2 separate regions of the Homo sapiens genome follow, and region 2 is linked to region 1. Evidence: read pairs that join two places in POLR2A ChIA-PET (ENCODE). Cell type or tissue: Panc1. All regions are shown on one strand. Links, peaks and the distances in the headings refer to the core of each region. The heading gives the core; the rest is flanking DNA. Region 1 has its middle 120 kb from the start of SPATS2L. Region 2 overlaps SPATS2L (spermatogenesis associated serine rich 2 like).

Evidence for each region. ChIA-PET counts read pairs that join two places held together with the same protein. Peaks named below come from ENCODE experiments on the same cell type or tissue, not always from the same donor. Only the 100,000 strongest peaks of a DNase experiment are listed, where the experiment ranks them.
Region 2: POLR2A ChIA-PET joins it to region 1 with 7 read pairs; 3 of 35 experiments call an interaction of 5 or more read pairs at or near these places.

Annotation. Positions count from the first base shown.
Region 1 is chr2:200,185,661-200,191,051 of GRCh38, forward strand. No RefSeq gene overlaps it. Among named protein-coding and RNA genes, the nearest start is that of SPATS2L, 120 kb to the right of the region's middle. In Panc1, for the core only: no CTCF peak of the experiment used is centred there; no DNase peak of the experiment used is centred there.
Region 2 is chr2:200,355,920-200,361,310 of GRCh38, forward strand. All of the region lies in intron 2 of SPATS2L (spermatogenesis associated serine rich 2 like), which reads left to right. Among named protein-coding and RNA genes, the nearest start is that of SPATS2L, 52 kb to the left of the region's middle. In Panc1, for the core only: no CTCF peak of the experiment used is centred there; no DNase peak of the experiment used is centred there; H3K27ac peaks cover 4,223 bases.

The sequences.
Region 1 (5,391 bases), core at 315-5,314:
CACACACACATGCACACTGCAGCATTTCAGAGCAGGGCTCTATACCTAGAATGCGAGGCTGCTCCATGCTCTGCAAACTGCCTGTACATAGTTTATGCATAGGTAATGTACTTTAAAACATCCCTCCTGGATGAGCCTTCATTTTCAATTGTGTCTCTGCACCATGTGGTAGCCAGCATGATTAAAGAAAAAGTGATTGTGTGAACCTCCAAATCCATCTGTCATGTCATTGGCATTGAAGAGTCTCACTGAAAAATTAGCCTCCTCCTTCCCCCAACTTGTGTTTTCCCATCCTCGAGACAATACGGGAAGCTCTTAGCCGGGAGAGAAGGGAACAAAGGGGCAAGGAATTCAATAAAAAAGAGATCCTAGGCAAAATGAAATATTGTTTCTCTGTATTGCTCTTTTTCTTTCCAGTCCACAGAGCATTAACCAGTTGTCTGCTGCACCGTGAGGCAGGAACATTTCTAGTATTTGTCTGCAAATGACTGAAGCATTTGAAACATCAGAGATGTCCAGTGTGATAGTCTGGAATGCAAGAGTCTAAACTGGACACAAAAATGACAGGCAAAATGTGAAAAAATACTTGTAATTCCTATGTCTTTGGAATTTTCCTAGTATACTTGCTTAATTAAATGCACATATAGGCTCAAACACATATTGAATTTTTTTCATATTCTCTGTGCACATATGAGGACTTCCTAAAATTGTATACAGAATTTTATTTATCTATGCATGTGTGCATTTTTCTCGGGAGAGGACCCACAGTGAGCATCAGTTTTTAAAAATAGTTTATGACCCACAAAGTTAAAAAAGACTGCAATAAGGTATGTACTACTTATTTTATGTTTATTTCCTCAATTGCAGAGGGTATATTTGCTGTCATTTTGGATTAAGGGTTTGGAGACAAATTATATCTATGAAATACTTACTTGGGCCAAGAGAAAAACAAGAAAACCCAAGTAAACTAGAAAAGAGATGCTGAACTACAAGACAAAAGAGGATAGGGTGAAGTATATTAGATTTATATTTTTTGCTTATTTAATAAGTACAGACTCAGACAAAACTTAAAATGCACAGTATATGGATTTTGGGGTTGTTTTTAAAGCTTTTTAGGAATTTTCTTTTTAAATTCTTCTTATTTCAATTGTTAAGAGAAAAAATGTGCATATTTGGACTAATGAACTCATTTAAAATTTCTTCAGTTGGTGTTAGTTTTTTAAAGTTAATTAAAGTGGGAAAATTATAGAGTTGCACATTTGTTTCAGGTCAGAAGATTTTGATGGAAAAAATTATTAACACAGCTTGCTCTAAGCAGGCTGCCTTGCAGTCATTGAAATTTTTAATCTGTGTGCATTCATCTTAACCTGAATGTTTTCTAAAAGTTAAACAAATAAGGATTAATGGGTATATTTTAGAATTGAGTATATTAGTTACAATAAATATAAAAGCTGTTGTTGGGTCAAGGAATATACTCTTAAGTATTGAGATTAAAGGGAACAAGGTCTTTCTTTCATCAAGAACTAAACCCTAACATTGATTCCTCATTGTGGAGGTATGTGAAATAAGCACAAAGAGACTAAAAACAGCCCTTTATGATCAAAACACTCAACAACCTAGAAATAGGGAGGACTTTCACAATGTGATAAAGGACATCTGTAAAAACCAATATTTAGTCTGAAACATGAAAAATGTTCTCCATAAGAACAAGACAAGGAAGGTTACTCTTGCCACTTCTATTTAACATTGCACTGGAGGTTCTATCCAGGACCATTTAGTCAGAAGAAGAAATAAAAAACCATCCACATTAGAAAGGAAGACATAAAGATGTCTCTATTCACATAGAATCTTGTATGTAGAAAATCCTAATTAATTTGTATTAAAAAAAAACTATTGGAGCTAATAAATGAGTTCAGCAAGGTTGCACGGTACAAAATCAATACAGAAAAATTAATTATATTTCTTTAAGTAGCAATGAACATGCCAAAAATGCAATTAAGAAAACAATTCCACTTACAATAGCATCAAAAAGAACAAAATGTTTAGAAATAAACTTAAGAAAAGTACTGCAATGCTTGTACTCTGAGAACTACAAAACAAGACCTAAATATTTAGAACTACATCCCATGTTCATGGATCAGAAAGCATAATATTCTTAAAATGGCAGTATGCTCCAAACTGATCTTTAGATTCAACACAATCTCTATCAAAATCCAAGTTTAGCTTTTTTTTTTGGCAGAAACTGACAAGTTGATTCTAAAATTAATATGAAAATGAAAAGCACACAGAATCGCCAAAACAACCTTGAAAGAGAAAAACAAAGTTTGAAGGCTTGCACTTCCTTATTTCAAAACTTACTATAGGCCAGGTATAGTGACTCACCCTTGTAATCCCAGCACTTTGGGAGGCTGAGGCAGGAGGATCACTTGAGCCCAGGAGTTTAAGACCAGCCTGGGTAACACAGTGTTACCCCATCTCTACAAAAAAAAGTTAAAAATAAAGTAGCTGAGCATGGTTGCTCATGCCTGTAGTCCCAGCTACTTGAGAGGCTGAGGCAGGAGGATCGTTTCAGCTTGGGAGGTCAAGGCTGTAGTGAGCTGTAATCACACCACAGCACTCCAGCCCAGGCAACAGAGCAAGACCCTATCTCAAAAAAATAACTACAATAAAGTTTCAATAAAAAATATAGTGTGACATTGGCATAACAGTAAGCACATAGGTCAATGCAATAGAACTGAGAATTCAGAAATAAATTCTTACATTTATAGTCAATTGATTTTCAACAAGCATGCCAAGACAATTCAATGGGGAAAAGAATAGTCTTTTCAACAAATGGCCTGTGGACAACTTGATATCCACATGCAAAGAATGAAGTTGAAACCATACCTCACATCATATACAAAAATTAACTCAAAATGAATCATAGACCTAAATGTAAGAGCTAAAGCTAAAACTCTTAGGAAAAAGAGAGGTAGAAATCTTCATAACCTTGGTTAGGCAATGGTTTCTTAGATATGACAACAAAAGCACAGGCAGAAAGAGCAACAAAAAAGTATGTGAATTGAACTTCACATAAAACATTTCTGTTTTATCACAATTAAAAACATTTTTGCATTAAAGGACTCTATCAAGAAAGTCAAAAGAAAACCCATAGAATGGGTGAAAATATTTGCAAATCATATATCCAATAAAAATCTAGTATCCGGTTCTTAACAACTCACCAACAAAAAGACAACCAGTTAAAAAATAGGCAAAGGACTTGAATAGACATTTCTCCAAAGAAGATATACAAATGGCCAAAAACCACAAGAAAAAAAGCTCTAAGTCGTTAGTCATTAGGGAAATGTGAGTTAAAACCACTATGAGACACAACCACTTCACACCCATTAGGTTGGCTGAATTAAAAAGACAGACAATAACACATGTTGGTAAGGATGTGGAGAAATTGGAAAACTCATACATAGCAGGTGGGATTGTAAAATGCTGCAGCCACTTTGGAAAAGAGTTTGGCAGCTCCTCAAGATGTTAAACATAGAATTACCACACAACCCAGAAATTCCACTATGTATATGTTCAAGAGAATTGAAAACGTATGTACCCACAAAAGCATGTACGCACACGTTTATGGCAGCATTATTCATAATAGCCAAAAAAGTGGAATCAACACAAACATCCATCAAACGGTAAAAAAAAAAAAACTAAAAAAAAAAACCATGTGGTATATGCATACAATGGGCTATTACATGACCATAAAAAGGATTGAAGTACTGATCGTGCTATAACATAAATGAACCTGGAAGCCTTATGCTAAGTGAAAGAAACCTGTCACAAAATGTCATTTTGTATGATTTTATTTGTATGAAATGTCCAGAACAGGCAAGTGCTTAGAGACAGAAAAAGATTATTGGTTTCCAGGGACTAGGGTGAGGGGAAACATAGAATGACTGCCAACAGGTACAGGTTTCTTTTTGGAATGATAAAATTGTTCTGAAATTAGATTTGGTGATGATTGCACAACTACATGAATATACTAACAACTACTAAATTGTATATTTTTTAAAATGATAGAGGCCACAAAGTCACAGGTAGGTATATTATAATCCGATCAAAGATATTAAGGTTTTAACATTTAAAAAATTAATATATTGGTTGTGAAAGTCAGTGTGTTAAATGGAAGCCATCTGTGGTAGATTGGATTAAATGAAGATTATCTAGTTCTTCATTTCCTTGGGTAATAGGAATATAAGGTCAGGCTATATAAAATTTCCATTTTTGATTAAGTAAAAATGGTCAAATATCAGCAATTCCCTGTGGTTTCACCTTATACTCCCATGCCTTTTTCCATGTAACTTTGCATTCTTCCTTATGCCATTGATGTTGGGCTTGACCATGTGACTTGACTTGGTAAATGGAATGCTAGTAAATGTTGTGAGCAGAGACTTGAAACATGCTTTTGTGTTTTGGCTTGTGCACCAATCCTTCACCACGAGGACATTCCCTGGGTGGTCACGAGTCCAGGAAGGATGAAAATACATTGGGAGCAGACATGGAGTTAGTCAACAGCCTGCAGCTAAGCCCAACAGACCTGCAGCCTTAAAAAAACCTCCCAGCCCATAAAAACTGCACTTCAGTCTACTTGCAGACTGGTGAATATGAAGACAGTTATTTTAGTTGTAAGCCCTTGAGATTTTGAAGTTGTTAGTAGATGGTAGGTTATAGCTAACTAATATGTCATCTATGCATTGAACTAGGGAAAGCAACTAAAACAAGAGTAGATGGTGTCTGTTCACCAATATTCAAAAGAAATGGACTTCAACAGAAGAATTTCCTGGACTCTGAAAGGAGGAGAGACAGATGGGCAGAGTGCAGAGGTAGTGGCAGATACCCCAAGCATTAAACAACAGCTTGAAGACTGGCCTTGGAGATTTGATTAAGTATCAAACTAAAGGGAAAACTGACAAATATCAATTTTTAACACTTCCCAATTTTGGCCAAGGTCTGTGTTGCAGCCTGAGCTTTAATCTACATTCTTATAAATAAAGGGGAAATCAAGGAAAGAAAGTTTGATTACAAGTAAGGGCATGGGGTTAGTTATGATTATAACATGCTGAGGAGCAAACACTTGGATTCTATATTGCTTTTTTTTTTTAACTCTAAATTTGATGCTAAGTGTTTTTCACTTGTGCAAGTCCTGGAGTTGAAGAGAGAGTTTCAGAAATGAAACCACAATTAATTGAAGTTGTTGGAAAATGTATAATCAAGGACTCATGCATTTATTTATGTCAACAATTCCAAGGAAAATTGCTACTAAGTTTTACCAACTGTCATCCACTTGTCCTCTTTCATATCTTGGATTAAATTATGACAATTATATCCTCCAGGCTCCTGATC
Region 2 (5,391 bases), core at 179-5,178, 170 kb after region 1:
GAGATTAAGATTATCGTGTGTACCTGTAAAACACACTTAAAACCTGAATGTTAAGATTTTACAACTTGACTGAGAAATATCTATGTAATGGTTGACTAAATAATTAACGGAATTCATGAATTATATTCCTGTTTACAAGTCAAAGCCCAACACTAATAGTACATTTACACCTGTGGTTTTGAATTTCTTATTTGAATTACAAGTCAGTCCACGGTAAATGGGTATTATGTGTATCTATCTATAAAGTGTATTGGAATTTCAGACCAGAAAGTCAGGCTCATTATTCATATGAAAACCTTTCTGATCAAGGCCTAAATAACACAGTTCTGAAACTGAAAATGATAAACATGCATAAAAGCACATTATACAGGTCTGTTTATAGTAATAATAATGATGGCACTAAACAGATTTGTCTCACTGGCAATGAACATACAATGGGGACATCATAAGAGATGAACTAGTGCCATTTTCTGAGACAGAAAATTCTCACATTTTACATAAAGCCAGAAGTAAAAAAATGGTTCCAAGAAAAAAACATGTGTTAAGAATTATAAGTGTTTAGCTTAGAAGGAGGGAAAAAAATGGGTTATCACAAACATTGCTTTTTTTTCTCCCAAAATATAGAAACATTTTCCATTCTCTGACTACATGATGTCATGCTCTGGATCAAAGACATAGTGGAGGAAATGGAATTATGCAAATGAGCAATATAACTTATCAACTAGATTCAATAGGAAATAAAAATCTGAGGATGGCTTGGTAAATGACTAATAACGCTTTAGGGATCATGGATGTCAGCCTATTTTGTATAACAGAATACTCTAGATTGTGTAGTTTGTGAACAGAAGTTTATTTGGCTCATGGTTCTGGAGGCTAGGAAGTATGGCATTGGTGTCTGGTGAAGGGAGGGCCTTTGTGCTGCCTTCATCTCATGGCTGGCAAGAGAGCAAGAGGGGGCTCACCTTGCTTTTACAACAAAGCCACTCTCCAGATAACTAACCCACTCCTGCAATAAGGACATTAATCATTTATGAGGGCAGAGCCATCATGACCTAATCACTCCCCCCAGCACTGCTGCATTGGGGATTAAGTTTCCAACACATGAACTTTAAGGGATACATTCAAACCATAGCAATGGAATTGTTACTTTCAAGGATCTAGATAAACTGTGTTTATTAAAATTGTGTGAAGTTGTTACTGAATATTTTCTTGAGAACTATAATGTCATCATCCAACATTCTTCACAGATGTTGAATTCTGTTCATTCCACCTCTGTTTGGGGCCAGATTTTTTTGGACATGTGTTTTCCCTTCTAAACTGCTTCTGTAGGATCGGTTACTACATTCCTGAAAGTCCTTTCATTGTCAGTGTCTGTAGAATTATGCTTTAGGCTCTGCTGGAGCCCTTAGCATTGCTGGCTAAGTGAGGCCACTGAGAAATAATGCCAAGCCCATAGTGTCATTAAAAGCCTTCCTCCCTTACATTGGCAGAAGTTTGGAGGCTCTAACTTTCAGCTCAGCCTGTCACTTTCTTTGGAGACAGGTAGGTGGTTACAAAGACCATTGATTTCTGCCTTTTGAAAAATGTAGAGAGGGGGAAAAGTAACTATACAACTTATCTGATTTTTTAAAAATCAGATGCCTCTTTTCTTAGATTATGGTTTTGAAAAGCCAACCCAGACCAAATTACTTTTTCCATACTCCAGCACAACTTGGCTAAATTTTAAAGCACAGGTTGTTTTTTATGTAACAAGAATAGGGAAACTTTACTCCCATTTCACATGAAATGACAAGTACATTGACTTGGTTTAGATCAATCTGCATTCAAGTAGACTATCATAATGTTTCTCATGAAGTAGCACTGGGTTTTAAAGTCTTCGTAGTTAATTTTTGAGCATCAGTATATGTACGCGAGCAATACATGTCTCAAAGTGCATTGGAGACGTGATCTTTGAGAGATATCAAAGATGTCATCAAATCATCAGTTTGAATTTATAACTGAAGGCACCCAAGCACACATAGCCTGGGAGAGACTTGCTTAACCACTGAGACAAGGAAACTGGCCTGATGTTAAGCAGCTACTGTTCTGTCACTTGCCAAACATTCCTGTTACAGAGTCATGTTCTGAAATTTTCGTGAACCAACTAGACGAACAAACTGTGTGGTCTGGATAAAATAATATCTGCCTAAAAGGAAAGAAGTGAAGTTAGCCAGAAAGCCAGATGGCAGATTATTTTCTGCATAACTCTATTTGGAAAGTGAGCTTTATGTAATTTTTGGTCATTTCTTACCATCTTAGGAGACCATTTTCAGAATAAGCCATTGAGGGATCTAGCACACAGGTTTCAAAAGATGAACTGTACAAATGCAGGCACATCATATAACCTGTTCACAGAATTAGCACTAGTTGATGAAAATGCTTGGACTTCTTTTTCTTCCAGCATTTTCATGACCTACACCGCTATTCCATGTCTTTTAGTATTCATTTGGCTAAATTATCTTAGAGCTAAATTCTATGGCTAGAAATACAGTGGAGTTCACATACAGGAAAAACCTGGCTGCAAAGGTACGTGAATTTAATATTGGTCTTCATCTTGTGGTTGACCAGATTGCTCTGCTCACTCACATGCAGAAAATCAGGAGTTATTCACTACATACACACAAAGGTGATATTTCCTTTTTTTTTTTTAAGGCAGAGTGCCATTTCTAAATTGCATCTTCAAGCAAATGTAGTAATATCTTGGGCTCTTGAAAATTTGGTCCATCTTCCATGTTTAAGAGTTTTTTAGCTGGATGCAGTGGGCCATACCTGTAATCCCAGCACTTTGGGAGGTCAAGGCAGGAGGATCACTTGAGGCCAGGAGTTTGAGACCAGGCAACATAGTGAGATCCCATCTCTATCTAAAAACAAAATTTAAAATTAGCCAGGCGTGGCAGTGCACACCTGTGGTCCTAGCTACTCGAGAGGCTGAAGGGGAGGATCCCTTGAGCCCAGGAGTTCAAAGTTGCAGTGAGCCATGATTATACCACTGCACTCCAGCCTGGACAACATGACAGAGTGAGACCCTGACTCTTAAAAAAAAAAATACACACACACACAAATTTTCTTTGAGGTTAGAGGCTGAGCCCCAAGCTTTTAAATAGGAGTAAGGAAATATCAACTCACACTGTTGTTACTTACTCTAGCAAATCAGGATAAAAAACTTCAAGAAATCAATTAGGGTTGTTTAGTTTTTAAATGGTGGAATCATTTCTAGGAGTATTTGGTTTCTTCTCTTTCTTCCTCCATATTTTACTGAGGCTTGATCATATTCTTTCTAATTGATGTTCAGTTTCATACTTTCTTCATTATTACCACCTTTATCACTCTAATCAAACTCTGATAGTCTCACTACAGACTCTTCTGAGCTGCTCTAACCAAATCCAGTTTTTTTTCCATCCAGCTTGCACCCTAACCTCAGAATAATCTTCACAAAACATAGATATCATGATGATGTTTGTATCTTTAAAATGTTGAATGGTTCCATATTTCATTCTACAGCAAATCAAATCCAGATTTCTCTACCTTTATTTCATTGTTCAAGGTAACCTGCCACTTTGACTCTTCTCTGTCTTCCAATGACTAACATTATTTCCTGTTACTCTGCAATATATTGGCGCTCAAGTCAGTGTGATGAAAGCCAACTTCTATCCCATTTGTGTGATAAGCCTGTTCTTGGAATAAAGTATTCCCAGAGAAGTCTTATTTGGCATGCACCTCCCATTTTCCTTCTAGCTCTGTAAATCCTGGCCATTCAGCAACTGTTAGCTCAGTCCTCACCTCCTTCCAGTTCATTTCAACACATATACACTGAGCATCTTCTGCAAATGGAAAGTCATCTTACAGCATGTGGCAAGGAGTGCACGGCTGTGAACCAGGGCCCTTCCAGTCCAGCTGAGTCTGTCTGGACTACTCCAGACTTCTAAGTCCTTCTCTTCTGAACTTCTACAGTACTGAAATTCTAGACCAGTGGGCTCCAAAGTGGAGTGCTCAAAATAATCCTTTGGGGGTGTAAGAATATATTGGAGCTTATATTAACATCTTTTTCCATATCTTTTCAAATTTCTATTTTAGAATATTTCTATAAAGTATGTGATATATTAATACAGAAGCACATGTTTAACCTTTATAAATAAATAACATATATGGTCCATGTGCAAGCACTACAACTATGGGGTGAGTGATAAAAAATACATAGAGCCTCAAGTTCAGAACAATTTCACTGGGGTTTTAGAAGGTCAGCTAACTGGTCCACCCAAGTCCATTTATTCTCTTCTTCAAAAATTGTTTACTAGTTTCCTACAGTGTGCCAGGTAATGTTGAGAGAGAGGGCAGTCAGGCAAGAGGAGAGTAAAATGTCAGCTTTCTTTCTGATAAAAGCTCACTGGAAAATGTGTCTTTAGATCAGGGCCAGCATGGTTTGCCAATACTTCGCCCCTGCAGTAAGGAGACCCAGTTACAGGCAGAGTGGGACATTACATCCCCTTCTCTACCTCTGTCCTCCCCAACCAGGGGCAGGGCCTGCACCCAAAGCTTATTGCATGGCCAAGAGCAGGTGGAAAGTTACCCTCTTTGCCGGCAGGCAGAAGGATCCTATCGGAGTGGGGAGAGGAAGGGGGGTTACCCTGTTTATTCTTTCAAATGAACCTAGGAGATAAGCCGCTCCTCCTTGGGGGAGGGGAAGCAGGTGGCAGGTGGTCAGCAGTGTCCTCACAATATGGGATTTCCTCTAAATAAATAAGCTACTGTTATTTTGGCTTTCATCACCTCGTAATAAGCTCTTGTGTTGTTTCAAATGTATCTACCTGAAAAGGAGCACTCTTTCTTTTTTTACCAAAAAGACTAGCATGGCACATGACCCATTGAGGGGATGAGTAGAATTGTGTGCTTGAAGATGGATCTGTACTGAGGCCTGAGGCTTGATGCCATTGTACGACCCCCCGCCCCCACCAGAGTTCATCATCTGGTTTCCCAATGGTAGGATAGAACAGAACAGAGCAGAACAGGGCTGTGTGTGTGTGTGTGTGTGTGTGTGTGTGACTGTGTATGTGTGTCTGTGAATTGCTTCTGGATCCATTGTGAAACTCCCTTTCTAGCTCCACCCCACTATTCCCCACCCCACCCCCCCACACACACACATCCCTACACAGATACACACACCTACATACACATACACACTGTTCCTACCATTAAATTTTGCAATCTGTGGCACATTATAGAATGGACATAGGTGAAAGCATGTGGTCATGAGAAATAAAGCAAAGAGAAACAAAGTTTATTGCTTCTCATGTAAGCACAAACCAACTTAATGTCATGAGAGAAAGAGAGAGAAGAAAAAGGAGAAAGAAGGGA